2 separate regions of the Homo sapiens genome follow, and region 1 is linked to region 2. The links are chromatin contacts, found by Hi-C in ENCODE. All regions are on one chromosome and are shown on one strand. Each heading gives the region's core, a stretch centred on a gene start or an enhancer-like site at or near the end of the contact. The rest is flanking DNA. Distances are from core to core; before and after follow the strand shown.

Evidence for each region. Hi-C counts contacts between places; a loop is a spot of excess contacts on that map. Pooled maps may share reads with other maps.
Region 1: a pooled map shows a loop between it and region 2 (29-fold over the local background). The contact joins the promoter of HMGN5 here to the promoter of RLIM in region 2. A Hi-C loop is called at or near these places in 8 of 50 pooled maps.

The regions. Positions count from the first base shown.
Region 1 is chrX:81,198,986-81,204,882 of GRCh38, forward strand. It overlaps HMGN5 (high mobility group nucleosome binding domain 5), which reads right to left and starts at 2,928. Exons shown (of 7, transcript NM_030763.3): 1 at 2,752-2,928. SH3BGRL (SH3 domain binding glutamate rich protein like) reads left to right here and starts at 3,117. Exons shown (of 4, transcript NM_003022.3): 1 at 3,117-3,260. The coding sequence starts at 3,216. RefSeq lists enhancers at 2,773-3,022, 3,143-3,312.
Region 2 is chrX:74,613,365-74,619,314 of GRCh38, forward strand. It overlaps RLIM (ring finger protein, LIM domain interacting), which reads right to left and starts at 1,260. Exons shown (of 4, transcript NM_016120.4): 1 at 1,058-1,260. RefSeq lists an enhancer at 865-1,184.

The DNA.
Region 1 (5,897 bases), core at 1,678-4,177, 6.6 Mb after region 2:
TTCAGCCCAAAATCTCCTTAAGCTGATAAGCAACTTCAGCAAAGTCTCAGGGTACAAAATCAATGTGCAAAGATCACAAGCATTCCTATACACCAATAACAGACAAACAGAGAGCCAAATCATGAGTGAACTCCCATTCACAATTGCTACAAATAGAATAAAATACCCAGGAATCCAACTTACAAGGGATGTGAAGGACCTCTTCAAGGAGAACTACAAACCACTGCTCAATGAAATAAAAGAGGACACAAACAAATGGAAGAACATTCCGTGCTCATGGATAGGAAGAATCAATATCGTGAAAATGGCCATACTGTCCAAAGTAACTTATAGATTCAATGCTATCCCCATCAAGCTACCAATGACTTTCTTCACAGAATTGGAAAAAACTACTTTAAAGTTCATATGGAACCAAAAAAGAGCCCACATGGCCAAGACAATCCTAAGCAAAAAGAACAAAGCTGGAGGCATCATGCTACCTGACTTCAAACTATACTACAAGGCTACAGTAACCAAAACAGCATGGTAGTGGTACCAAAACAGATATATAGACCAATGGAACAGAACAGAGGTCTCAGAAATAACACCACACATCACAACCATCTGACCTTTGACAAACCTGACAAAAACAAGCAATGGGGAAAGGATTCCCTATTTAATAAACGGTGCTGGGAAAACTGGCTAGCCATATGTAGAAAGCTGAAACTGGATCCTTTCCTTACACCGTATACAAAAATTGACTCAAGATGGATTAAAGATTTAAATGTAAGACCTAACACCATAAAAACCCTAGAAGAAGACCTAGGCAATGCCATTCAGGACATAGGCATGGGCAAAGATTCATGACTAAAACACTGAAAGCAATGGCAACAAAAGCCAAAATAGACAAATGGGATCTAGTTAAACTAAAGAGCTTCTGCACAGCAAAAGAAACTATCATCAGAGTGAACAGGCAACCTACAGAATGGGAGAAAATTTTTGCAATCTACTCATCTGACAAAGGGCTAATATCCAGAATCTACGAAGAACTTAAACAAATTTACAAGAAAAAAACAACCCCATCAAAATGTGGGCAAAGGATATGAACAGACATTTCTCAAAAGAAGACATTTATGCAGCCAACAGACATATGCAAAAATGCTCATCATCACTGGTCATGAGAGAAATGCAAATCAAAACCACAATGAAATACCATCTCATGCTAGTTAGAATGGCAATCATACAACAGATGCTGGAGAGGGTTTGGAGAAATAGGAATGCTTTTATACTGTTGGTGGGAGTGTAAATTAGTTCAACCATTGTGGAAGACAGTGTGGCGATCCCCCAAGGATCTAGACTAGAAATGTCATTTGACCCAGCAATCTCATTACTGAGCATATACCCAAAGGATTATAAATCTTTCTATAATAAAGACACATGCACATGTATGTTTATTGCAGCACTATTCATAATAGCAAAGACTTGGAACCAACTCAAATGTCCCAGTGATAGACTGGATTAAGAAAATGTGGCACATGTACACCATGGAATACTATGCAGCCATAGAAAAGGATGAGTTCATGTCCTTTGCAGGGACATGGATGAAGCTGGAAACCATCATTCTAAGCAAACTATCACAAGGACAGAAAACCAAACACCACATGTTCTCACTCATATGTGGGAGTTGAACAATGAGAACACATGGACACAGGACAGGGAACATCACACCCCGGGGCCAGTCGGGGGGTGGGGGGCTGGAGGAGTGATAGCATTAGGTGAAATACCTAATGTAAACAACGAGTTGATGGGTGCAGCAAACCAACATGGCACATGTATACCTATGTAACAAACCTGCACGTTGTGCACATGTACCCTAGAATTTAAAGTATAATTAAAAAAAAATAAGAAGGTGGCCTCTGGAGTTCCTAACTCTGGAATGTACTAACCATATGATTTTAGGAAAACTATTTTTCTGAGTTTCAGTTTCTTCATCTGTAAAATTAATGTAATAGTACCCACCTCTTGAGGTTGTTTTAAGGACAACATGTAAAGAGATTAATTTGGAATTAGTATTTAAGACAGATTGGAGAAGGGAAAACCTGTGGGTAGGGAACAGTTAACAAAGCTATTGTAAGCACTGAGCCTAGGCAAAGACAGTAAACCACTAGACTGGAGACAGTGGAAAAACAGCAAAGGAAAAGAAGTAGGACAAGCGACTGACTCCTCTCCACTCTCATTCATCTTGCAAATTCCTTTTTTTCTGTTCATTTAACATAATCTGGGAACCTAAAACTACACTTTGAAGTATATGGTCTGTCTCTGGACATTATTAACTGTTTGCTCATTTCCTTAGAGCTACAAATAACCATCTGATCTCTCTCTTCACCATTTCAACATCTGCAATATGTTCTCCCAAATCCCTTACTTCAGTCAGTTAAAAAGCAAAACAAAACAAAAATCATCCATCTTTTTACACAATATTTTCAATCTTTTCTTTGTAATTTATTCCTTCATTCTTAAACTTGCCAATCAGGCCTCCTGCAAATTCCCACGGAAGCAGGGTTCCCTAATTTAACAAAACACAAAATTCAAAAAGAAAACCAATCCTGCCATTTCTGGGCTTAAGGAAACCTGAAACTTTCCTTCAAAACTCTGCAGCATTGCTCAGTACTTTAGTGCCTAATTCCTACAACGAGCTAAGATCAGAAAAATCACTACGTAATAGGAATCTTAAAATGCGCAAGGCTTTGAGAACATGGGTTTTCAACATACAGCTTGCTCTTTCAGGATCTGTCTTCTTATTTGCATATATTTCTGAGCAGGAAGTTATGCGCAGTACTTTTAGTCTCCGCGTGAAAAGGTCCTTCATGCTAATCTAATTCAATTCAGTTCTCCTTTTTCTTTCTTCTTCTCCTCGCCCTCTTCTCAGGGAAGGAATCGTCAAAAATCAATGTTTCAACAGATCTCGCGGTGCTATTCGAGATTCCCTATTAAAAAAAAATAGAATTGATGCAAACAGCCTGTTCCTTCCGGGGTTTTGGGCTGGAACTGCAGCGCTTAGAGAGCTCGGTGGAAGCTGCTAAAGGCGGAGGCGGGGCTCTGGCGAGTTCTCCTTCCACCTTCCCCCACCCTTCTCTGCCAACCGCTGTTTCAGCCCCTAGCTGGATTCCAGCCATTGCTGCAGCTGCTCCACAGCCCTTTTCAGGACCCAAACAACCGCAGCCGCTGTTCCCAGGATGGTGATCCGTGTATATATTGCATCTTCCTCTGGCTCTACAGCGGTAAGGAGAGTGGGGAGTCCACCTTTGTTGTTTTCCTACACACCAGTCCTCTGCTGCCCCAGAACCATTAAAATGCAGAAGTTCCTCTGGCAGCTTCTCCTTTGGAAGACTCATGCATCCCCGATCCCACCCTTCTTCTTCCCTTTTTTCCCTTTGTTGCATCGATTTCATTTTTTTTTTTTTCCACATAGAGTTCAGCTTTGTTTGCTTCGTGACGTTGGGGGGCACATTTCTGCTTTGAAGGAAAACGAAAGCTACCAAGTTTTGGGAGATGGGAGATGGTGCTATACGGTCTTTAGGGTTACGTGAAGTCAAGTAAAATCGCACACTGGTGAGTTTCAAGAGTGAGACATTTGATGAATACGCCCTAAGTACTGAGACAAGGAGGAGTGCACTTCTGTAAAGGATGGGGGTACACATGCTGTAACTGGTGGGGATTGAGTGGAGGCCTACCGAGGCATTGTAATTATTCTGGGTGAGTGAGACCCTGGTAATAGAGTTATTTTGAGAGTGTGTAGAAGAAAGTGGTTAACTTGAGCTTGAAGGCCTGTTAGAACTAGACAAATTGGGAGGGGAAGTTGGTAACAATGACGTAAATTTTTTTTTAACTTAATATGACACGAGATTCAGTTTTCCCCCCATATTGTCCCTTATTTTGACTGTTTCTATTCTTTCAAAATATTTTACTTTTAAATTTCTCTCACTGCTTCAAGTATATTGAGAACTGGATAGGGAGCTCAGTGGCTTCTTGTGTAGTGGCAGCCTGAGTTGCTGCTGCTTCAAATGATAGGACTTTCTCTTTCATGGATTCACTTACTCTTAATTTAGAATAACAAATTTTCAGCAGCTGTCGGGAGAATATGATAAACTGGGGTGCAAGATGAGTGTATATCCATGATAAATGAAAGTGCTTCTGCTTTTTACAACTCAAGAGAAAGGCAGACAGTGGCAAGAACAGATGTGTGGGTTCAGATTGTAGGGTATAGGAACCCCTTCCCTCTTCTTGAGCTTTAGAGCAGCAGCTAATCCAGGTTGTTGTGTGTTTTTATTTTTTGGCTTGTTTATTTACACCTGAGAGGATGTGGAATGGAAGTGGAGGTTATGTTAAATCACAAGAACCTTGATATTTGAACTTTGTCTTCTCTGGCCACCATGTGTGGATATGTTTATGCAATTTTGGAATATCAGAAAATTTAATCTTACATTTTTTGAATAAGTTTAGGTTAAAAAAAAGAACACCTTTTATATTTCCTTTGGACCTAATTTTATGAGCCTCTTGCTTTATTATTTTCCATACATGTTGTCTAATATTTCAAAGTAAAATTTGAGTTGCTCAGAGTCTCAACTCAATCCAATAATTGTAAAGTCCAACTTAATGCCTTTAGTTAAACCCCTAATGAGACTGAACAGATCAGGCAGTTAGTTTTGCTTTGGGAGTCATACAGTTTCAATACTGTTATTTATTCTTTGCTTTCTCCTTCCTCTACCCCTTCTTTAAAAGTAGATTCAACAAGAAACTGCTTTCAGAATTTCTATTCAAGTAAGAATAACTGCACCTCTCTTTGTTAAGTCTTAAGTTTCCAAGAGCCTTAGAAATGGCTGCTGTCTTCTATTATTTCCTTTATTGGACTCCTTTTTTTTTTTATTTAGATTTCAACTTTTATTTTAGATTCAGAGGGTACATGTGCAGATTTGATGCATGGGTATACTGTGCAAGGTTTGGGGTACCATTGAACCTCTCACCCTGGTAGTGGGCGTAGTACCCAATAGGTAATTTTACAACCTTTGCCTTCCTCCCTCCCTCCTCTGTAGTCTTCAGTGTCTATTCTTCCCATCTTTGTTGGACTTTATTGTTGAAGACCATGCAAATGGCAGATGTTTATGGTATTTGTATTTTATTTCAATTTTTTGTCATGAGTAGTTAGAAATTTATTAGAAATTTATCTACTGTAGTAATTATAGTTCAATGAACCTGTTATCAAAATTCTACTTCATAATGCCAAAATAAATCCTTGCTTTATTATACTATTACAACACTTTTAAATAATACCAAAACAGTGTAAAGTGAGTACTTCTTTGTAACATGAATGGAGTGGTGATTATTTACTTCAGAAAGGCACTTTTCAGTTTGCTGTACTAAAGTTTTCCTTTAAGATTGATGCCCTGTTTGTTTTAATACATAAGTTAGAAAGTTTTGAGCAAATATCCTGATGGAGTCCTACAATTGCACATAGTGAGATACTTCAATAAGTGACTAAGTTTAGTTGTCTGAAGAACAGTTAAAAGCTTCTTTGCTTTGGATTGGTGGTAGCTGACTGTTTCTTAATCTTCCTACTGGTTGTCATTAAAAAAAAAAACAACAGATGTTATACTGGTTATACTGGGCAGAGTGGGGGATCTGGATCTGTGATAATTGGCAAGACAATGTTAACTTATTATGGTGGCGGGCGCCTGCAGTCCCAGCCACTCGGGAGGCTGAGGCAGGAGAATGGCGTGAACCCAAGAGGCGGAGCTTGCGGTGAGCAGAGATCGCACCACTGCAATCCAGCCTGGGCAACAGAGCGAGACTTTCTCTCAAAAACAAAACAAAACAAAAAAAGTGGCCTAATAGTGAAGAGTAGCACTTGCTTCTTGAAA
Region 2 (5,950 bases), core at 10-2,509:
TGATACAACTGCTTCCTCTTGCCCCAAAATGAAAAAAAAAATGACCTCAATAACAAGACTGCTAGGCCTCAGATTCCCAGACTAACCTGTGGAATAAGTATGGTGAAACTGTCTAGGGAAGGAACGTGGCTGTCTCCTCCATCTTGAAATTAATCAGCATAAGGGAAAAAGGGACCGAGTATTCAGGAAGCAGAAGCCCAACCGGTTAATACTAGTTACTAAGCTATGGCATGCGTGGCAGGTACCGTCTGCAGAAGCAGAGACCCCCCTAGGCTTTTTTTTTTTTTTTTAATGGGGGAGGGATTGAGTTGTTGGTGGATTAAACACAAATTAACTTGAAAATTTGGCCCAATTCCATCCCTTATCCAGGAGAACACAACAAACACCTAACGGCTTTTCCCTCTCTTTTGCGGGGGGATCCTTCCAGTGATACCTGGCAAAGGATATGCCAGGGTTATTCGAGCAAGGGAGTAAACCACATTTGCCTCAGATCCTCAGGGAAGATGTCATCGCGGCCCCAGGGGGCGCCTAATTGGTAATACCCTGCAGAAGGGCTCAAAATGAGGTTTTGGAAATCTAAAGGCCCAAGAGTTGCCAGCATCTCACTTGGGGCAGCCTGATTTTTTACTTCCCTTTTCCCAAACCCAAGCCCGCCATGGAAAACGCGGGGAGGTCAGGGAAGCCTCCAGAGAACAGAGAAGAAAAAGCCTGAGACGTTCTAAGATTCTGACGCCTGAGGCCAAAACTCAAAAACTGCCTCCCCCGATTTCCTAAGGCTCCGGAGGGCCTGGGCTGCAGCTCGCGCGGCCACCGAGAGGAAGTACTACCCACCTCCTTCCCCTTCAAAGAGCCTGTCGACTATACCACTCAACTAAAATGGCAGCGGCGACTACGCCACGGAGCCCCCCGCAGCAACGGGCCTGGGGTCCGGAGGCGGCGCTGAGCCTCTGCCACGACGCGTCACTCGGGCCATTTTGAGAGAACGCGGCAGCCGCGGCTCCGCTGTCTTCCTCTCGCTCTACATCATTTCTCACAGGATTCCCAAGTCTTCACTTACTAGGTTTTAGGGTCAGGATCCGACTCGGTTGGTTCGGCCGCCGCCGCCGAGGCTGCTCCGCACCTCCCTGGCCGCCGCTCTCAAGCCCGCCTCCAATGAGTAGCTGGTTGAGACCCGCCTCTAGCCCAGCGCCTGCTCGGAGACGTTGCTCAGGCAGCCATTATCTTCCCCATTGTTACCAAGCAGCGACAGGAAACGACTGCCCACAACAGGAAGTGATGATGCCGCGTCCCGGCACCGCAGCCCCACTCCCAGCCTATTAGCCAATCCCAGTCGATTCCTCGAAAAGGCTCCGCGGGAGGAGGAGGGGGACGGCAGACGACGCGGCAAGGCGGGCGGCGGTTTGGAAAAGGAAAGCTGTTATGACGCCCACCATGTGACAGGCCCCACCCTCCTCCGCCATTTTGAATTGTGGCGAGAAATTTGCGTTCTGAGAATTGTGGGAACCTTCGCTTTCCCATTTTGAAAACTGAAGGACGTCACGGTCTGACTGCTTGAAGACATTTTCAGAGAGAGAGAAATGTGATATTAGTCTACCCTGACATCACATCAGTTCACACAATCCGTGCAGACCAGTTCAAAAAGTAGCCTGCGTTTTATTCAACATGTATTTACACAGTGCCAACTGCATGTCAAGCACCATTGTAGCTGCTTAGGAAATTAAAATAGACCAAAATTAAGAAAGAAAACAGGCCACGTTCGGTGGCTCACGCCTGTAATCCCAGCACTTTGGGAAGCCGAAGCGGGCGGATCACCTGAGGTCAGGAGTTCGAGACCAGCCTGGCCAACATGGTGAAACCCAGTCTCTACTAAAAATACGAAAATTAGCCGGGCGTGGTGGCGGGCGCCTGTAATCTCTGCTAATCGGGAGGCTGAGGCAGGAGAATAGCTGAACCCAGGAGGCGAAGATTGCAGTGAGCCGGGATCTCGCCACTGCACTCTAGCCTGGGTGACAGAGCAAGGCTGTGTCTCAAAAAAAAAAAAAAAAAAAAAAAGAAAACAGATCAAAATCCCAGTTCTCTTGAGTCTTTATAGGGGCCAGGGACAATAATTTAGAAAAAATCAAACATAAATACATATCATGTTAGTGATAAATGCCAAGGAGAAAAATCAAGGAAGGGGGACAGAAGAGTTCCTTGTAGGGACAAACGGATTCGTGATGTTTAAAAGACTGATAACTTTGAGGCATTAACTCTAAAGTATTCGAAAAAGGGCGGTGATTGTAAAAGGGTGGGAAAATCTGATAACGTTGGGATTTGTAAAAGGGCAGTTAAAGAAGGCCTTTCTTAGGTAGTAATGCCTGAAAGAATTGAGGGAACTCGCCACACAGCATGCCACTCCCATTGTCACAGTTAAAGGAAAACCTTACCCAAGTTTTTAGATTCTTTTCCTTTTCCCAATTTTTCTGTTTTCCAATAGCATGCCAGCTATGCTGGCTTTGTTACGGTTTTTCCAACAAAGCTAACTTCTTCCTACTTCAACTACTTTACCTTTGCTGGAATATTTTACTTTCATATCTTTGCTTTCATCATCCAAGCCTCGCAATTATTAACTTCCTAGAGAAGCCTTCCCTGACCACCCTACCTAAAATAACTTCTTCCTGAAGGCGGAAAAAGGTCTGAGGAAAAAAAAAAAAAGAAAAAAGTAATAACGACTTCTCCCATCTCCTTACCTGCTTACTTTTCTTGTAAAACACTTAATCTGAAAGTAAGTTATTTATTTGTTTGTTTACTTCACCCTTTCTGAGCAGTAAACCTCTCTGTTTTGTTCACTGTTGTGTCCCCAGCGACCACATAGTAAGCCCTCAAAATACTTTGGGAGAATTACCCCCTCACCATGATGGATGTTATATCAGCCTGGAATATAAGTATTTCACTCCAAGCAGTTAAAACAATATCCCTCATACTTACCTGCCCAACTCCCTAGAAGACTCATTGATATTGTCATTTTTGGCAGAGGGATACATGATTTAGGCGCTGTGTCTCTACTCAGGTTTTTGTCTTATTTTACATAATCATGTACTAGAACGATTACCTAGAACGTGTAAAAGGAATTCTTCAGTAGCCTGCAATTGCCATTAAGCCTGATATTCTGATTATGGCAATAACATTAGCCACTCCTTAACGTATTCTTGAGGCTTATGTGGCTTAATCTAAAATATAAAATCATAAAAGAAGTGGAAGAAAATACAGGTTACTATTTCTGTCCTTTCTTCCTTCCTTCCTTCCTTCCTTCCTTCCTTCCTTCCTTCCTTCCTTCCTTCTTTCTTTCTTTTTTTTTTTTGATGGAGTCTTGCTTTGTTGCCCAGGCTGGAGTCCAGTGGCATGATCTCAGCTCACTGCAACCTCCGTCTCCTGGGTTCAAGCGATTCTCCTACCTCAGCCTCCCCAGTAGCTGGGATTGCAGGCATGCACCACCACGCCTGGCTAATTTTTGTATTTTTAGTAGAGATGAGGTTTCACCATGTTGGGCAGCCTGGTCTCCAACTCCTGACTTCATGATCCGCCTGCCTGGGCCTCCCAAAGTGTTGGGATTACAGGCGTGAGCCACTGTCCAGGCCTAGGTTAATATTTCTATAGCCTTGGGGATGCAGAAGCACTTTTGAAATACAACACAAAATCCATAATGGGAAAGACTAATAAGTACAACTTCATAAATAAAAGTAAACCTTCTAAATGTCAAAATACAAGGTTGGTAAAGTTAAAAGACAAATGATAAATTGAAAAAAATCATTTCATAATGACATATTAGAGCCAAGGGGTAATATCTTTACTTAATAAAAAGACGAAACACTAGCAAAAATGTTACATATGTGATAAACACATATGGCTAATATCAGCCTATAAAGAGTTGTTAAACATTGATTTTTAAAAAGATAAATACCGGCCGGGCGCAGGGGCTCACACCTGTAATCCCAGCACTTTGGGAGGCCAAGGCAGGCGGATCACAAGGTCAGGAGATCAAGACCAGCCTGGCCAATATGGTGAAACCCCGTCTCTACTAAAAAAAATACAAAAATTAGCTGGGCGTGGTGGCGTACTCACTCCTGTAGTCCCAGCTACTTGGGAGGCTGAGGAAAAGGAATTGATTGAACCCGGGAGGCAGAGGTTGGAGTGAGCCGAGATCATGCCACTGCACTCCAGCCTGGGTAACAGCAAGACTGCATCTCAAAAAAAAAAAAAAAAAAAAAAGAGATAAATACCTCCATTTCAAAATGTGCAAGGAACATGAATGGATAATTCATAAAAGGATAAAACACGTGGCTGATAAGCATATGACAATATATTCTTTTTTTCTTGTTAGTAAATAACCTTGTACTTGAAAATATATTCAGCCTCACTAGTAATTAATCAAAAATAAAAACAATGAGGTACAACTATTATGTATCCATAATAATTAAAAAACAATAGCTGGGTTCGGTGGCTCACGCCTGTAATCCCAGCACTTTGGGAGGCTGAGGCGGGTGGATTGCCTGAGGTCAGGAGTTTGAGACCAGCCTGGCCAACATGGTGAAACCCCGTATCTACTAAAACTTCAGAAAAAAAATTAGTTGGGCGTGGTGGTGGGCACCTATAATCCCAGCTACTCGGGAGGCTGAGGCAGGAGAATCGCTTGAACCGGGAGGCAGAGGTTGCAGTGAGCCGAGATTGCGACATTGCACTCCAGCCTGGGCAACAAGAGTGAAACTCTGTCTCAAAAAAACAAAACAGAAAAATTTTATGAACTAAAAAATTTTTTAAAAAGTTCCTTTTTTTGCCTGTTAGAATGTCAAGGATAAAAAATCGATAATATTAATTGTTGATGAAGATCCTATGAAATGGGCACATTTGTATTGCCAGTGGGACAAATTGATATCAGTTTTCTTTTTTTTTTTTTTTTTGAGACAGAGTCTCACTCTGTCACCAGGCTGGAGTGCAGTGGCGCAATGTCGGCTCACCGCAACCTCCACCTCCTGGGTGCAAGCAATTCTCCTGCCTCAGCCCCCCGAGTAGCTGGGATTACAGGCGTGCGCCACCACACCCAGCTAATTTTTGTAGTTTTATTAGAGACGGATTTTCGCCATGTTGGATAGGATGGTCTCGATCTCTTGACCTTGTGATCCGCCCACCTCAGCCTCCCAAAGTGCTGGGATTACAGGCATGAGCCACCACTCCCAGTTTTCTTAAGGCAATTTGGTAATGTGTTTCAAAAGACTCATATTCATAGTATTTGACAAACATGTCCAGGTACAGAAATTTATTTTAAGGAAAGAAGTGGACAAATTTGCAAATATGTATGTAATGAATGTGCAAAGATGCTAATTACAGTGTGGTTTATAACATCGAAATATTGACAAATCAGAAAAAATAACCATCCAACAACAATTAGTTATAGTATAACCACATAATAGACTACCATGTAGCATTAAAAATAAGTACCTAGAGCTGGAAATACGTTCAGGTTACTTTTTTTTTTTTTTTTTTTGAGACGGAGTCTCACTCTGTCACCCAGGCTGGAGTGCAGTGGCACAATCTCGGCTAACTGCAACCTCCACCTCCTGGTTTCAAGCGATTCTCCTGCCTCAGCCTCCTGAGTAGCTGGGACTACAGGCTCGTGCCACCACGCCCAGCTAATTTTTGTATTTTGAGTAGAGACGAGGTTTCACCATGTTGGCCTGGCTGGTCTCCAGCTTTTGACCTCGAGTGATCCACCCACCTCTGCCTCCCAAAGTGCTGGGATTCCAGGCATGAGCCACCGTGTCCGGCCTCAGGTTACGTTTTTAATGAAAAAAGCGATTTACAATACAGCTTGTGTGACTCCATTTTTATTTAAAAGATATGTATAAATATGCCTAGAAAAAAGCCTAGATGAGCATACATTTTTAGTCACTTTTATGTTCTTTTTTTTTTTTTT